Linked DNA regions of Homo sapiens: region 2 is linked to region 1. Evidence: chromatin loops called from intact Hi-C (ENCODE). Cell type or tissue: ascending aorta. All regions are shown on one strand.

What was found. A loop is a pair of places that touch in the nucleus more often than their neighbours do. Peaks named below come from ENCODE experiments on the same cell type or tissue, not always from the same donor. Only the 100,000 strongest peaks of a DNase experiment are listed, where the experiment ranks them.
Region 2: it touches region 1 in a loop (2.3-fold over the local background); 7 of 110 quality-filtered maps call a loop at or near these places.

Annotation. Positions count from the first base shown.
Region 1 is chr6:25,355,762-25,363,761 of GRCh38, reverse strand. The region is part of intron 2 of CARMIL1 (capping protein regulator and myosin 1 linker 1); the gene reads right to left. All of the region lies in intron 2 of LOC124901281 (a long non-coding RNA gene), which reads left to right. Among named protein-coding and RNA genes, the nearest start is that of CARMIL1, 80 kb to the right of the region's middle. In ascending aorta, no CTCF peak of the experiment used is centred here; DNase peaks (open chromatin) are centred at 3,053, 4,031 and 4,451; H3K4me3 peaks cover 2,031 bases; H3K27ac peaks cover 6,442 bases.
Region 2 is chr6:25,292,305-25,300,304 of GRCh38, reverse strand. The region is part of intron 2 of CARMIL1 (capping protein regulator and myosin 1 linker 1); the gene reads right to left. Among named protein-coding and RNA genes, the nearest start is that of CARMIL1, 17 kb to the right of the region's middle. RefSeq lists an enhancer at 7,374-7,874. In ascending aorta, no CTCF peak of the experiment used is centred here; a DNase peak (open chromatin) is centred at 3,134; H3K4me3 peaks cover 1,463 bases; H3K27ac peaks cover 7,639 bases.

The sequences.
Region 1 (8,000 bases):
GAATCTATATATAAAACTATACATGATTTTTAAAATCTCTTCACCTTAAAATGTCTGGCATGTTGGAAATGATGCATAAATTGCATATTGGTCAAGTTATCCTCTCACCTAAAAAGCAGAACTGCTAATTTGTACTTCCCACTAATGAGACTCTAGAGGAAATGCTCAGCAATGTAGCTGGCACCAAGTAAGAGCTCACTCAACGGTCATTATCCCGGCCCTTCAAAACCTCACAAATATCCAAGGAAAATGCTAACACTTTTTATATAACCAATGGAGAAAGTTACAGAGTTTGCTGGCTCTGAATAATAAACATGTATACACCAAAATAAAAGAGCCCTCTAAAAGAGAGAGAGGAAAAAAATCTTCCGTGGTGTAGAACAGCCTTTGTCACAGTGTTCTCCATGGAACACTAGTCCTCTGAGCTGCTCCTAAATAAATAAATACATGGTCCCTGGTCAAATAAATTTGGGAAATGCTGCATATACCATCCCCCTTTGGAAGCACCGATAAAAAAGAAAATCCCTATCCAACTTCACTTAACCCATCTTTCTCCAAATTTACTTGGTCAAAAATAATTTTTAATACCTACTGGCATCCTGAGAAATGCTCCCAAGTCTGGAATTTTAAAAGTCATTCTACATTGGTCAGGTACTCACTACCTGAGTAGTGAGTACTTTCTTCACCCACTGTGTGCTTTCTTTCTTTCTTTTCTTTCTTTGTTTTGGAGACAGAGTCTCACTCTGTCACCCAGGCTGGGGTGCAGTGGTGCAATCTCGGCTCACTGCAACCTCCGCCTCCCAGGTTCAGACAATTCTCATGCTTCAGCCCCCAGAGTAGCTGGGATTACAGGCATGTGCCATCATGCCCAGCTAATTTTTCTATTTTTAGTAGAGACGAGGTTTCACCATGTTGGCCAGGCTGGTTTCAAACTCCTGACCTCAGGTGATGTGCCTGCCTTGGCCTCCCAAAGTGTGGAAATTACAGGTGTGAGCCACTGTGCCCAGCCCCATTATATACTTTAGAAGAGAAACAAATGGGCTTTTCTACAGCTCGTGTAGTGGTTTTTTTGTTTTGTTTTGTTTTGTTTTTGAGACGGAGTCTCTGTTTCCCAGGCTGGAGTGCAATAGCACGATCTCAGCTCACCTCAACCTCCACCTCCTGGGTTCAAGTGATTCCCCTGCCTCAGCCTCCCAATTAGCTGGGATTACAGGCATGTGCCACCATGCCCAGATAATTTTGTAATTTTAGTAGAGACAGGGTTTTACCATGTTGTCCAGACTGGTCTCAAACTCCGGACCTCAGGTGATCCACCCACCTCGGCCTCCCAAAGTACTGGGATTACAGGCATGAGCCACCACGCCCGGCCCGTGTAGTGGTTTTAACTATACATAGCTGGTCTTCGATAAATGTTTGCTGAATTGGATTCAATAAAAGTGTGATTCCAGGATGACAACTGTAGGCATTAGGGGAAGTGACTTTTACTGATTTTCTTTTTTAATCTCTCACTTAGTGAGGAAAACAAAGGCACTCCTTTCTGGAACTTTCTGAAAGGCTGTCAGAAACTTTCAGGTGCCTAGGTTTTCCACTTATGCCAGTAATATCTGGCCTGAGGGGGAGCTGCTTACAAGTGGAACAGCAGTTAACAAGCTGATGTGATTATAAAGGTTCTGGGAACCCGCCTTAGTTCATTTTCTGTTGCTATAACACAGTATCACAGACTGTGTAATTTATTTTTCAAAAGAATTTTTTAAAATTTTTTCTTTCTTTTTTTAATTTCTTTTTTTCTTTTTATTTTTTGCTCTGTCTTATGGGTCCTGAAAAAGAAATGTATTTCTTACAGTTCTGGAGGCTGAAAAGTTCAAACTCAAGAGTCTGCATCTGGCGAGGGCCTTCCCGCTATGTCATAACATAGTAGAGAGCATCATACGGTGAGAGAGCAAGAGCATGCTAGCTCAGGTCTCTCTTCTTATAAAGCCACCTGTAACATCAATGGGAACCCCCCTGATGACCTTATTTAACCCTTATTACATCCCACAGGCCCCACCTCCAAATGCAACCAACATATGGATTTGGGGATTAAGTTTCCAACACATGAAATTTGGCGGACACTTTCAAACCATAGCAAAGCTCATGACTAAAAATATAGCTACTTATAACTATAAATCCTGAAATTCCTTTAGCAGGATACAAAGCCTTTCATACCAAGAAAAATAAGAAAAAAGCTCTGCCTGCAACTATTCCTGAAACAGGTAGTAAGTTAAAGATAAGCCATTTTCATAAAGATGACTTAAGATTAAAGTCATATAAATGAATTTTGGAAGTCAATGAATTTGCTGAGATCAAGCTTGGAAGGGTGGGGTGGGAGGAGTGTGCAGGGGGGGAAAGGTAAAGACTTTCCCCTAGAAGTAGAAGGAGAAAGATAAAACTAGTTTCACCTAATTCACAGACCCATCAAGACCAAAAACACTGTTTCTATTTAGAGGAATGACCCATATTCTAATTTGCAAAACCATAAACTACCTGCAAAATGTTGCCAGTTTTAAAAGAAAAATTAATCAGAATAATGAATAAGAAAAAGTATTCTTAAATACAAACAAGATTTGAGCGAAACTTCAAAATCTGCTCAATTATATATATCTTCTACATAAAGATCTGAAAATGAAGACTTTATCATAAGCCCCTAACATAATGAAAACAAGTCTCAAACACTCAAGGGTAGGAAAGCATACTCACCAAGCACACCCCCAAAGCACACTCAGGCATTTTTAGGAACATTTCCAACATGTTTGAAAACAAAATGGGTTTCAGATAAAACCTCAACTTAACTGGGACAGCCATGTTTCCCAGGCATTCTAGTTCTTGAAGGGTGCTATGTAAAACTGAGTGATGGTTTGGACATTCCATTACACTTAATAATCCTAAAATCACATGCATATGGCTGTCAGCATATTCATTCCTCAACGTGAATAAGGGAAGGTCTAATCACAACATTTCAAATTAGCTAAGACATCAGTTGGGAAGCCCAGGCTGCACACTTCCCAATATGTCCCTGTTACTCTTTCTCAACAGTCCCCCTGCAGTATCACAGGGCCAAATCTCTCCTCTTGGGCACAATAATTTGAGCAGCATTTGCCTTGGCTATCCCAGTCTTCTCCTCTCATTGGACAGAAAACATGACAGAGAAAAAAATAATTGCCAAAAAAAATTTTCTGGTAGTTGAACTGAATTTGATACAACAAAAAAAGTATGTAAGGTTTAGCAGCGATCCCAGTGGGCTTCCAGAAATCAAAGTCCCCACAGACTAAACAAGCTGGAAACATGAAAATTAAAAATCTGCCTGCTGAATAACTGTCTATGAAAGTTTTCTTACAAGAAGCCTGGTTATCTTTTTAGATTCTCATTCCTCACTGCAAGATGTTCTCTTCTGTATTTCAAAGACAAAGTCAGTCTCTCTTTTCTTCCTTCTTTCCCTCCCCCACTCATACATACAAGAAATAGTGATTTTTCTAAATTCCTTTTAAAACTGATGGAAGGAGGGAGAAGCCTAAGTATTCTTCCTAATCCAATGTTCTATTAATAGGATTTTTAATGCAGTGCAGGTTTTACAATACTGTAAGCGGGAAGACAATGAACAATGACTGTATTGTGCCACACCTGCTCCCCCACCCCTCCGGGAGGCTGAATGATGTCTTATCTGGCATCCCTCATTTGGACAGTGATACACCTGTGAAGTGACAGGCCTGCCAAACTGCAGAAAGAAGTTCTCCCTTTTACTCTGTTAACATGCCTAACATCATTTAGTCCAATAATGCCATGTTAAAAATAAAAAAAGTTAAACTTTTTTTTCCTTTTTTAAAAACAAAGTGCTTTAGTTTTTGCAAGACTAAACCATTCAGCCAGACTTGGCTAAACCTTCAATTTACACAGTGGGACACACTATAACAATTGGCCCAAATACCCTAAGGGAAAAGCCAGACTCATGGATTCAGAAATGAGAAAAATGCCTCTGACTTGCCTTCCCGGTTCCGCCCACTGTGCACATCAGTGCACCCACAGGAAATGATTCCCATTTCAGTTTCTCTGCTGCAATAGTCAAGGGAACGCAATCCCAATATCAGGAAAAAAAAATTAGCATGTCACTGGAGCACAAAGGCTGCTGGATCATCAGAGTGCTTCCTCTCAAATTCCAAACACAAACCCACATGCCCCAAATACTACACTGACCCAAGTGGTTGTGTGCCTGCCTCAAAGTTACGCTCTGCTGAGTGTCTTCTTATTTATCTTTGAGCCCTGTACCAGCTTAACAGCTGATTCTTCTGCCCTCTTGGGTCCAGTGTCAAATCTGCCAGGAGAGCCTCATCAACAGGCAGAACGAGCCTCAGTGAGCTAGGGGAAGCCAGAGGTCAGAGAAGTATGCATCTGAGAAATCAGCCTGCCCTGTCATGAGGTTCTGAAACACTAGCTCACTGAAAAGCACATTAAAGAGTTCCAACGGCAGGGCTGAATGGGTGTCAGCACAAATCAGTGAGTCCAAGTCCTTCCAGCTTCCTTTCCTGGCCAGAATGGGAGAGTCTTAGCTATAATGGCATTCACAGACTTCTGCCCAACAGAGAAAGCCAAGAGAGAGCCTTCTATTAGTAGCACCCAAGAAGCCTGTGACCATGGTGCCCAGTGTCCATCTTGGCAGAAAAAAGACACGCTGTGATCCCAATAATAAATGCACAACCACCACAGAATACATTGTACATAGAATGATGATACTTCATATTTAGCTTCTAAAACTAAGCTAAATGATCAGTATTCTTGGCCACAATGATCATATAATAAAATTGTTATAGTAAGATATTTCTACAGTGCAATGCCTTCATTCACATGATAGCTATTCCCATCTTTGAATCCTTCTCAAGTTGTTATGTTACTTAAATTGCATATACACCAAGTACACCTGTTTTGCAGTGCATTCCCAGGCATTATTTCTCAGAAATGCATGGTACACATTTCCACTGCTTGCTACTTAGTACTCACTTCAGCAATATATCACTTCTTTATAATAAAATGGCTCTATATGCCCTATCATAGAGTATGGGGATTCACCAAATTATTTTTCCCCCTTAGAGGCGTTGCTTGACCTGGGTAAAGAAAGTTCATAATGACCACTTTATATATACCTTATGATATGCTTTGTAAGTATTGCAATGTTTAAGTATAACAGGAAACATCTTACTTAATTTTCTAATTTTGACTCTTCTTTATCTATAGCATGTTTTCTAACCCCACCCCCAAAACAATAGAAAACTCTATATATTTTTTATGCATCACATAAAAGTAATGCTTCTCCTACCTGTATATTCCCACTTCTTTTCTGTCTACTTATATACTTTTTATGCGTCACATTCAAGTAATACCTCTCCTACCTTTATATTCCCACTTCTTTTCTACTGTCTACATAATATGACCAGAAACAAAAGTATAAGCCAATTACAATGCTTCACCCAGAAATGAAATCTATCTTTTACTCTACAGAAGAAATATTACAGTCAACATAACACTGTCTGCTAGTGTTTTTAAGACCACAGCCAACACACAAGACAAACTCTGCTCACAATTTTGCTCAGAAATGGTTGGCCCACGCATTAGATAAGCTAAGTTTATTCTTAACCAATATTAATTTTTATTACCGAAAAGTTATTTTAAAATGCGTGTGAGGTACTTCTGTGGTACTCCTTATACGGACAAAACCAGTAAGAAAAGCAGCCCAACCTGTCAGGCTAAATGCTCACAGCCAGCTCAGTTATAACTGAAAAGATTCATCCTGCACTAACATAAAATCATAAAATGTACGATTTCAAACTCTGAGATAATCACACCTAGAAAATGCAACTGAAAGTAATGTACCTGCCATACTGCATTATTTCCACCTTATTGATTAAAGTTGAAATAGGTGTGCTAACTTCATTGAGCATCTACTTGCTGAAAAGGCACTTTTAACTTAAGAAAGTAGTTCAAGCTTCTTATTTCATTAACCACAGAACTACAGGTTGTTTATACTGAGAAGCTTATCCCTACTCATGATGGAGTAAACTGCAGCTTTTCAAGGCTTATTAAAATTAAAGAATTGGAATCATAACTCCATAACACTCAAAAAAATGTGTTTTTTTATTTTTGTTTTCTTTTTGACACAAAATTTCACTCTGTCCCCTAGGCTAGAGTGCAGTGGCACAATCTTGGTTCACTGCAACCTCTGCTTCCCAGGTTCAAGTGATTCTCATGCCTGAACCTTCCAAGTAGCTGAGATTACAAGCATGTACCAACACATCCGGCTAATTTTTTTGCATTTTTACTAGAGATGAGGTTTTGCCATGTTGGCCAGGGTGGTCTCGAACTCCCGGCCTCAAGTGATCTGCCCATCTCGGCCTCCCAAAGTGCTGGGCTTACAGGCATGAGCATCTATGTACTTTTCAACTGTTTTGAGTTTTTGTGGTATAAATTCATGAATCTGAAATTTCAAGTGCTTTCAAATTGTAGCAAGGAAACAGAACCTGACAACAACCATCTAAGTGGTAGGAAATTCCAGTTATCTAATTAATTACGTTTATTTTAGAAGTAAATCCTCCTGAGAAAAAATTCATTCAAATCACAGAATTTCCTCAAACCTTACAGAGTGCCAAAAAAAAAAAAAAAACACAATGACTTCTGCTGAGCCTCAGAACACAGTCTCCATCCTACCCCAATAGTTAACCCCACTAAAAGTAGCCATTCTGAAGTTAAGACCCACACCCACCTGCAAGGTAAGAGCTGGAAGTAAAGAAAAGGCTGCCGTTTAAGGGTTCTGGAAGAGGATTCTGTTTTTCCCACCATCATTCACTAAAAACTGCACAAAGAGCATCCGTCCAGTCCAAAAGAAGGTCTGCTGGACAGACCACAGACTGCCAGGGTGCCTGCCTGCTAAACACAAATTAATGACTAATTCATGAATTCAAGAAAACACCATACAAGACTCTAGCAGCAAAAAAGCTCAATTAGCTGAAAATTAAACAGCACCCAACACCTGTGATGTAGCTCCCCAAGATAAGAACTTGGCTGCCAGAGGGCATTAAGAACTAAGGGCACTAACATATGGGCTATACGGAAGGGAGAAGCGCCAGGAAAAATAACCTTGTACATCTTTCCGTGCTGGGACCTTGTACTAAATTGAGAAAGTATTTTCAGCTGAGTTACTTGGTGAGGTTTACACCCTACCCACCTAGAATCCTTGCTGCTCCCAGATATTCCCTCTCTTTAAACCAAATCTCTGGTTTTTTAAACCCATTTCTACTTAAGCATTCAACTAATGAAATGGTAAGGACTGTAAGAGGACTTGAGCAAACTCACTGAATGGCTGACACAGAAGTCTTAGAAGGAGGACCGGGCGCGGTGGCTCACGCCTGTAATCCCAGCACTTTGGGAGGCCGAGGCGGGTGGATCATGAGGTCAGGAGATCGAGACCATCCTGGCTAACAAGGTGAAACCCTGTCTCTACTAAAAATACAAAAAATTAGCCGGGCGCAGTGGCGGGAGCCTGTAGTCCCAGCTACTCGGGAGGCTGAGGCAGGAGAATGGCGTGAACCCGGGAAGCGGAGCTTGCAGTGAGCCGAGATTGTGCCACTGCAGTCCGCAGTCCGGCCTGGGCGACAGAGCGAAACTCCGTCTCAAAAAAAAAAAAAAAAAAGAAGTCTTAGAAGGAGGAAAGTCCAGCCAAAGAAACCTCTTTCTTGTACTATAAGCTAGGGGCATTTTGCAGGAGGAGTGTAAGTAGCAGGGCAAGCAGTGAATGAACAACTGTGTAAAGACATGGCTCACCCTACACTGCCATAAAAGATAGTCAGCAGACAAGACGGAAAAGTTCCAGAGATCTGTGGCACAGTAATGTCAATATACTTTACTGAACTGCACAATTAAAAATGGTTAAGATGACAAATTTCATGTGGTTTTCTCTTTTTACCAGAATTAAAAAATTT
Region 2 (8,000 bases), 63 kb after region 1:
GATCTTTTAGGTATCTTAAAACAAGACAAATTGCTATGTGGTGGGATTTGTTATTTTTGTTACATACAGATTTGGTTATCTAAATATTTCAAAAATAAGCATTTTAAATGCATATAGACTTTTAGATAAATCAACAATGGCTATATCATAAAACTGTAAATTTCGAGACTTAGACATAACTCTAGAAGCTAAATATGATAAAATACACACCTGCTCTCTGACATTTGAAACCCACTGATCTAAACCAATGATTCTCAGTGGGGGGGCCAATTCTACAATCCAAAGGACATGTGACAATGTTTGGAAACTTTTTTTTTTTTTTTTTTGAGGTGGAGTCTCACTCTGTCGCCCCAGGCTGGAGTGCAGTGGCACAATCTCAGCTCACTGCAACCTCTACCTCCCAGTTTCAAGCAATTCTCATGCCTCAGCCTCCCAAGTAGCTAGGATTACAGGCACCCGCCACCACACCCAGCTAATTTTTCTATTTTTAGTAGAGATGGGTTTTCGCCATGTTGGCCAGGCTGGTCTCAAAAACTCCTGACCTCAGGTGATCCGCTCGCCTCGGCCTCCCAAAGTGCTGGAATTACAGGCATGAGCCACCGTGCCCAGCCTCTGGAGACATTTTTAATTATCCCAACTGTGGGAAGAGTGGGTGATGGTGCCAGGATCTAGTGGGGAGGGGCCACAGATGCTGGTAAACATCCTATCATGCACAGGACAGCCCCCACAACAATTGTTTTGACCAAAATGTCAATAGTGCTGGGACTGAAATACCTCAAGGTTGGTTAGAAGGTGAGAGTCCAGCACAGCCTGGAGATTAAGAACCCAGCATGGGCCGGGTGCTGTGACTTAGGCCTGTAATCCCAGCACTTTGGGAGGCCGAGGCGGGCAGATCACCTGAGGTCAGGACTTTGAGACCAGCCTGGCCAACATGGTAAAACCCCGTCTCTACTAAAAATACAAAAAATTAGCTGGGTATGGTGGCAGGCACCTGTAATCCCAGCTATTCAGGAGGCTGAGGCAGGAGAATCCCTTGAGCCCGGGAGGCAGAAGTTGCAGTGAGCTAAGATTGCACCACTGCACTCCAGCCTGGACAACAGAGTGAGACTCTTTCCCAAAAAAAAAAAAAAAAAAGAATCCAGCATGCCCAGGAATCCTTCTGACTATGGAGACACAGAGCCACACACACCAATGAACTCAGATAATGCACCCTGCACCCCCGATCAAGGACCGGCTATAAAATAAAAGCAATCGGCCAAGCGCAGTGGCTCACACCTGTAATCCCAGCACTTTGGGAGGCTGAGGCGGGCAGATCACCTGAGGTCAGGAGTTCGAGACCACCCTGAAACATGGAGAAACCCTGTCTCCACTAAAAATACAAAATAAGCTGGGCATGGTGGCACACACCTGTAATACTAGCTACTCGGGAATTTGAAGCAGGAGAATCGCTTGAACCCAGGAGGCGGAGGTTGCGGTGAGCCGAGATCGCGCCATTGCACTCCAGCCCAGGCAACAAGAGCAAAACTCCGTCTCAAAAAAAAAAAAAAAAGCAATCATAACTGAAATCCAAGAGGAAGCAAACTGAGTGAGGCAACAGCAACAGACAGCAGTGCCCTGAAAGGACCAAGAAAGCCCTAAGTGAATGAACAGGCACCAACTACTGATGTTTTCTTTTTTTCACTCTAAGTAACTGGGAAGTGAAAGAGGGACTTGAGCATATATCTAAATACATGCAGATCTGCAATGAAAGCAAGATGAAAAACAGATACGTATTGGAAATGCACAGCGTTGTCCTCAGAGACAAATTTCTCAACACTGAACTTGAACCCTTTCTTTAAAAAAGATTTCTCAAAAGCAGTGTACCCTCTTTAAGAACAGCAGAGTGAAAAAACATTCTAAACCCATTTCTGTAGACAGTCTGTACTGGCTTAAAATAGCTCTGAGCAGAGAAAACATAACAACATGTACCTTGTACAGGGCCAGGAAGACATGCAAAGTTGAGGTATTTCTTTTGAAATATTTATATAAAATATATCTGAATAATCTGTGACTCAAATATACAATTAGATTCTTTTAATCAAAGCATTTAGCATTATCACGACACTACCCCTAACAATAACAGCTAAGACTTACTCATGACTTACTATGTGCCAGGCACTATTATGAAATATTTTATATGTAATATCCCACTTAATTTTCAAAACAAAGCTACAATGTAGTTTTTTGTTATTACACCCATTTTACAGATGAAGAAAGTAAGGCACAGAGAAGTTAAATAACTTGGCCAAGATTAAATGTTAGCAAATGCCATTTCAGAATTTAAATGTAGGCACACTTACCTATTAACACAGAAAATGGGAGGCGTAAAATGTAAAGACATTGAAAAAAGAAGCCATTCCTGAATTTAAGGCTAAATATATCACCACAAGCATCTCTCTCTAGAATATTAAAATGTAAAGCCCTACTCTGATGAATAAAGAAGTTGGCTACTCCCAGAGAACACAGAAAAAACGACGTGAGCATGAAGCCTTCCTGCATATACAGTGTTGCTGACACCACTTGTTCAGTTCTGCGGACAACCTGCATATGTCAGGTGTAAAGACAGATGCCACTTTCATTAAATCTCTGCAGAAAGAACACATAAATGGAACAATGCTTAAGAAACTCCAAGTGACAAGGTGCTAATAGCCTTTCCTTTGCTCCAGATGCTGTATTAACAAGCAACCCTGGACAGGAAAGATTGGACCAACTTCTCGCATCCAGGCTTTGCCAAGAAAGAGAGAGAGAGATATTGAACAGAGAAGACCCAACATGTTCTCCACAGAGACCACTTCAGAGAGAGTAAAATGATAGAGGGTTAAGTGCTATTTAAACTCCAAAAGTTTTTTTCTAGAAAGGCAAACTGTTGAAAAGGAAATCGCTCCCAGAACTTTACAGTTAATTCACAAACAATGAATTTGGGGGAGATAAAATTCTGATAAGGAGCAAGACATCCAAGATGCTTGAAGGGAAACATCTGTACACCCAAGCCAAATATGTGACTACGTCACTCTGTGCAGCCTAGTTTTGATTATCAACAGCACAAGCAGTGACTGTGATTCAGTGAACAAAGTTGTACAAAATGTTTCCCCAAACTTCAACATTTGTGCTGTCCCAAGGATGCTGGCAAAGAATATAAATTGGACCAAGAGATTTAAAAGAAAAGGAGCTGAGGCTGGGCATGGTGGCCTGTGCCTGTAGTCTCAGACACTCAGGAGGCCAAGATAGGAGGAGTGCTTGAGTCCAACAGTTGGAGACCAGCCTGAGCAACAAAGCGAGATGCCACGTTTTAAAATGCTTTAGTTAGTTAGTTAGTTAGTTAGTTAGTTAAAGATAGATAGATAGATAGATAGATAGATAGATAGATAGATAAAGATAGATATTCTTATAAGAAAAGGAGCTGGAATACTCTAAGTGCCAAACTGAACTGCCCAAGACTTAGCAAAAAACAAAGCACAGCTGCTTCTCTTCAGGTCATGCCTATGACAGATGATAAGATCTTTTTTTGGTTGCTAGTGACAGCTGATTTAAGACAGATGGATTCAGGAAACCAAGAAATGACCACTGATAACATTCACTGGCCTGGACTTCTCCTGGCCACACCTTAGCTCAGATTCTGCAAGTGAGTGTGGCTGTGCCCCATAAGGTTAGGCATCAAAGAGCAGAGAGATTGCCTTAAAAGAACCTTGCAAGGTTCTCAGTCACTTCCCCGCATCTGGGCGTCTTGATTTTCTTTGTCTGTTCTACAGGGTAACTAAGAAAGTCCTCTGTGCTTGTTTTCTGAGACAGCAAATAAGGAGGTCCCTGAGGAATATCATCCTATCTGCCAGGCTTGAAAGAAAAGACAGCCACAAGCAACATAGTACACAATGGTAGCTTTGAAAGGACACAGAAAAGCAGGCTGCACTCTTGAGGGCCTCAGCAAGGAGGACAGGGCTCCACAAGGAGCTCCTCATGGCAGAAAAGAGGCCATAGGTCCTCATCACCTGGACACCCCTCTCCCAGGACAGGGAGATAGTGAAAGGGTCAGGAAATTGGGACAGTAAATGAGAATGAGAAGGACTACTCTGCAGCTTCTAGTGGAGTGGGGAAGGACCATGAGACTTAAGAAATTGTTGTTGGCTATACAGATAAAATCAACTGCCTTCAGAACTGTCTGGGAAGAAAAACAATGTCTCCTTTCATTATGATACTAAATTATCTTCTAAGACATTGGACTAGTTCTACATGCATATTAGCTTATGGTTCTTGTTAATTACATTTCATCTAATGAAAGTGCCATGTGCCTTATCATTTGTGAATCTACTCAACTACCATTTATGAGAGCATTCAAAGGCCCAAGGTAAGAAAGTCCCACGACAAGGGCAAAGATCTGAATCATATAATACAGGCTCACACCTACCTAGGATTCAGCCAAGGAAAAAGCTATGGCTGATTCTGCCAAGACAATGATACTTGGAAGCTGTGACTCTGAAACCACAAGTGAAGTCACAGGACTTTCTCATTCCAGCAAACATACTGTAGTAGAAGACAACACTTCCACACAGGGAGATCTGAAAGAACCCTAAATTGCATGAAAAAGGTTTGCCTCAGGAGCTAGGGTCCAAGGAGCACTGGTCTAAGAAATACACGGATCCAAGCAAAGAGAACAAGCCATTCTGCCAAGTAGACTCTTGTTTAAGACAATGAAATTGACAAGGTGGAGGATTTATTCTCTATTGAGACTTCCTAAATAACAATCAGGTGAAAAAAAAAGCATCCTTCAAAATGCCTATTAGGCAATGATGGCAATGATTCCACTTCCACGAATTTATCCAAGAGAAATAAATATGAGGACATGGACAGTTATAAGGCAAAATATTGGAAATAACCTAAATTATCTGACAATAAGGGACATGGTTAGATAAACTACAGTACTCCTCTACAGTGGGTAAATGGAGTATCATGCTTTCTACTGCCCTAGAAAGCTTTGACCTCAAAAATTAAATTTTAAAAGTATACCACAAAATAGTATTCATGATTCCATTTTTTAAAATATATCATATATTTTATGTAAGTTAGCACAGAAAAATATGAAAAATACTGATTTTTTTTCCAATGATTATATCTAAATTGATAGGATTAGGTGATGTTCGCTTTTTCTTTCCTATGTTTTATTATTGTTTTAGTAATGCAAATATCAGGGATACTTCCAAAATTTAAAAAACAACAATAACAAAACCTTTTGTCCAAGCAATGCATAGGTAGCATTCTTCACCAGGCAGGTTGCACTTAGCTTGATGTTCCCCACCCTGCCTGGAGGAACACAGATGCTGTGATGCCACAGGCTCCATACCCTCTTCAAAAGGCACAATCCACAGGAGCCCATTAAAGACTGAGAAAGTCTGTTTAATTCAGTTCAAGGGTGTTCGCCAAGCATGTGTGATCCCCAAACACCAACAGTTGTTTAAAAGGTTCATGGACAAAGTAGGGTGATTCCAAAGCAAGGTGATCAGAATAGTGATAAGTCTGAAAACAACATCTTCCAAGGACTGAGACTCCAGGATGTGAGCCTATTTAGCCTGAGGACTATAAGACCAAAGAAAAGTATGATAACCTTCTTCAAATACTTGAACTGCACTCATGGATAGGAGGGAGAAAAATTGTTCTGTGATATTCCAGTAGACTATGCAAGAAGAAATGGAGAGTGAGAAGCAGATCCCAGTTCAAAAGAAGACAGGGCTTTTGGGGGCTTTTGCTTTTCTCATCACTGGGAATAGTGAAGCAAAAAGTAGATACCTAGCTGTCGGAGGTGCTACAGAAGAAACTTCTCCTAGGTTAGGACACATGGTTAGATGGCTGCCAAGAGTCCTCCAGCCCCAAGATCCTCTAGGCAGCAATCAATGAGGGCAAGGTCTCAATAAATTTCCCCAGAGTCTGTTTGAGTCAATCTGTCTACACCAGATCCTGTCTGGTGGATATACCTACTAATCCCAGTCAATGTCCATAAATGTCTCCTGAGACTCCAGGGCCCAGGGATCAGCAGAAATAGACACATTTGCCTTCTTAGCAGGAACTAAGCACATCTGTCTCAAACCCTTGCCAAAGGCTGGTGAGGCTGTAAGTACAGCTCAGGACATGTGTACATGCCTGCTTCCTACCTCTAAGAGGACGTCCTGTGCATCTACACATATCTAAAGAAACCAAGACACTTGCTGGCCAATGTTCACCAAGTGATAATGCTTTCAAAAAAAGAAAAACCTTGGGTTGGGCACAGTGGTTCACACCCATAATTCCAGCACTTTGGGAGGCCAAGGCAGGTGGATGACTTGAGCTCAGGAGTTCAAGACCAGCCTGGGCAACATGGTGAAACCCCATCTCTACAAAAAATACAGAAATTAGCCAGGTGGGGCAGCCCATGCCTGTAGTCTTAGCCACTTGGGAGGCTGAGGTGGGAGGATCACTTGAGCCTGGGTGGCACAGGTTGCAATGAGTTGAGATCATGCCACTGCACATCAGCCTGACAAAGTGAGGCCCTGTCAAAAGGGAAGAGGAAGGGGGAAGGGAAGAGGGAAGGGAAGGGGGAAAGGAAGGGAAAGGAGAGGAAGGGAAGGGAAGACCAGCTCGCATATGTAACCCCACTACTTGGGGAGGCTAAGGTGGAAGAACTGCTTGAGCCCAGGAGTTTAAGACTGGCCTAGGCAACAAAGTGAGACCCCATCTCTAGGAAAAAAAAAAATTCGGCATGGTGGCATGTGATTGTAGTCCCAGCTCCCGAGAGGCTGACACAGGAGGATCTCTTGAGCCCAGGATATCGAGGCTGCGGTGAGCTGTGTTTGAACCACTGCACTCCAGCTTGGATGACAGAGCAAGACACTGTCTCAAAAATAAATAAGAAAAACCTTCTCCTAAGAAACAAGATGAGGAAAATAACCCAGTGAACACTCTTTTACCTACTGCCACTACTACTACTGCTACAAAACACACACACACACACACACACACACACACACACACACACCAAGCATCCTTCTTTCCCCTCTTTGCCCCTCTTTCCTCAAAGAGCTGGGGAAAGTGGTCTATCAAGAGGGAAAAAAATAAATAAAACACAGTAACGTAAAGATTTAGACAATGATATACCCCATATATACCAATCCAAATTCTTATATTCTATTAAAAAAAAAAAGCATTTTAGAAAGCAGAGGGGATAAGAGAGGGAACAAAAATCTTTTATCCTTCAGATTGTAGCTACATTTTTCATCTATTTTAACAAAGATATTAACAGCGTTTCCAATGAAATGAAACCTAAAGTTTTTACAGTAACCTTTTACTAAAGTCTTTATTTTTCTCTGTAACTATTTTATAACTATGAAAAAAAGAAGAGTTCTCCCTATTCATTCCATATTTTGATTAGATTTCCTGGCTTCTTAATGTCCACAATGTCCCTTTCATGCTACTCTCCTACTCCCCCCCATCACTTACCTTCCTCCCCTCTCCAGGGTATATACCTAATTGCCCTGGTCCAAGGGTGGCTAAATCCCAGAGACTGGAAAAAGAGTATCTTTTTAGAACAATGAAAAGTTACACCGAGCCTGGTGTATGTTCAACAGCTTCTTTGCCTAAGGTCATTTGACTCGCCTATCCTAACTACAGAAGAAACTGGGGCAGTTGCAGATGAGGAGAGAGTAGAATGTAAATGCAGCTCAGGTAACAAGTTCAAGTCAGCCAGAACTGCCTCCTGAAAACGCACACCCAGGGCCAGAGCCTGCCCCCAGCCCCTACCCAGAGATTAGTGGAAACAGGTAGGAACTGACTCCAGTGTTCGGTTCAGGTAAATTGTGAAGTGCTTAAATATGGATTCTTTTATTTTGAGGTTCCCAGAATTTATGCCAGCATCCTTGGCAACAATGCACGTTCTCTGATAACTCACTCCCAAAGATTGTTTCAGTGTTATTGCTGTTTTCTAAAGCTCAATTTTCTAG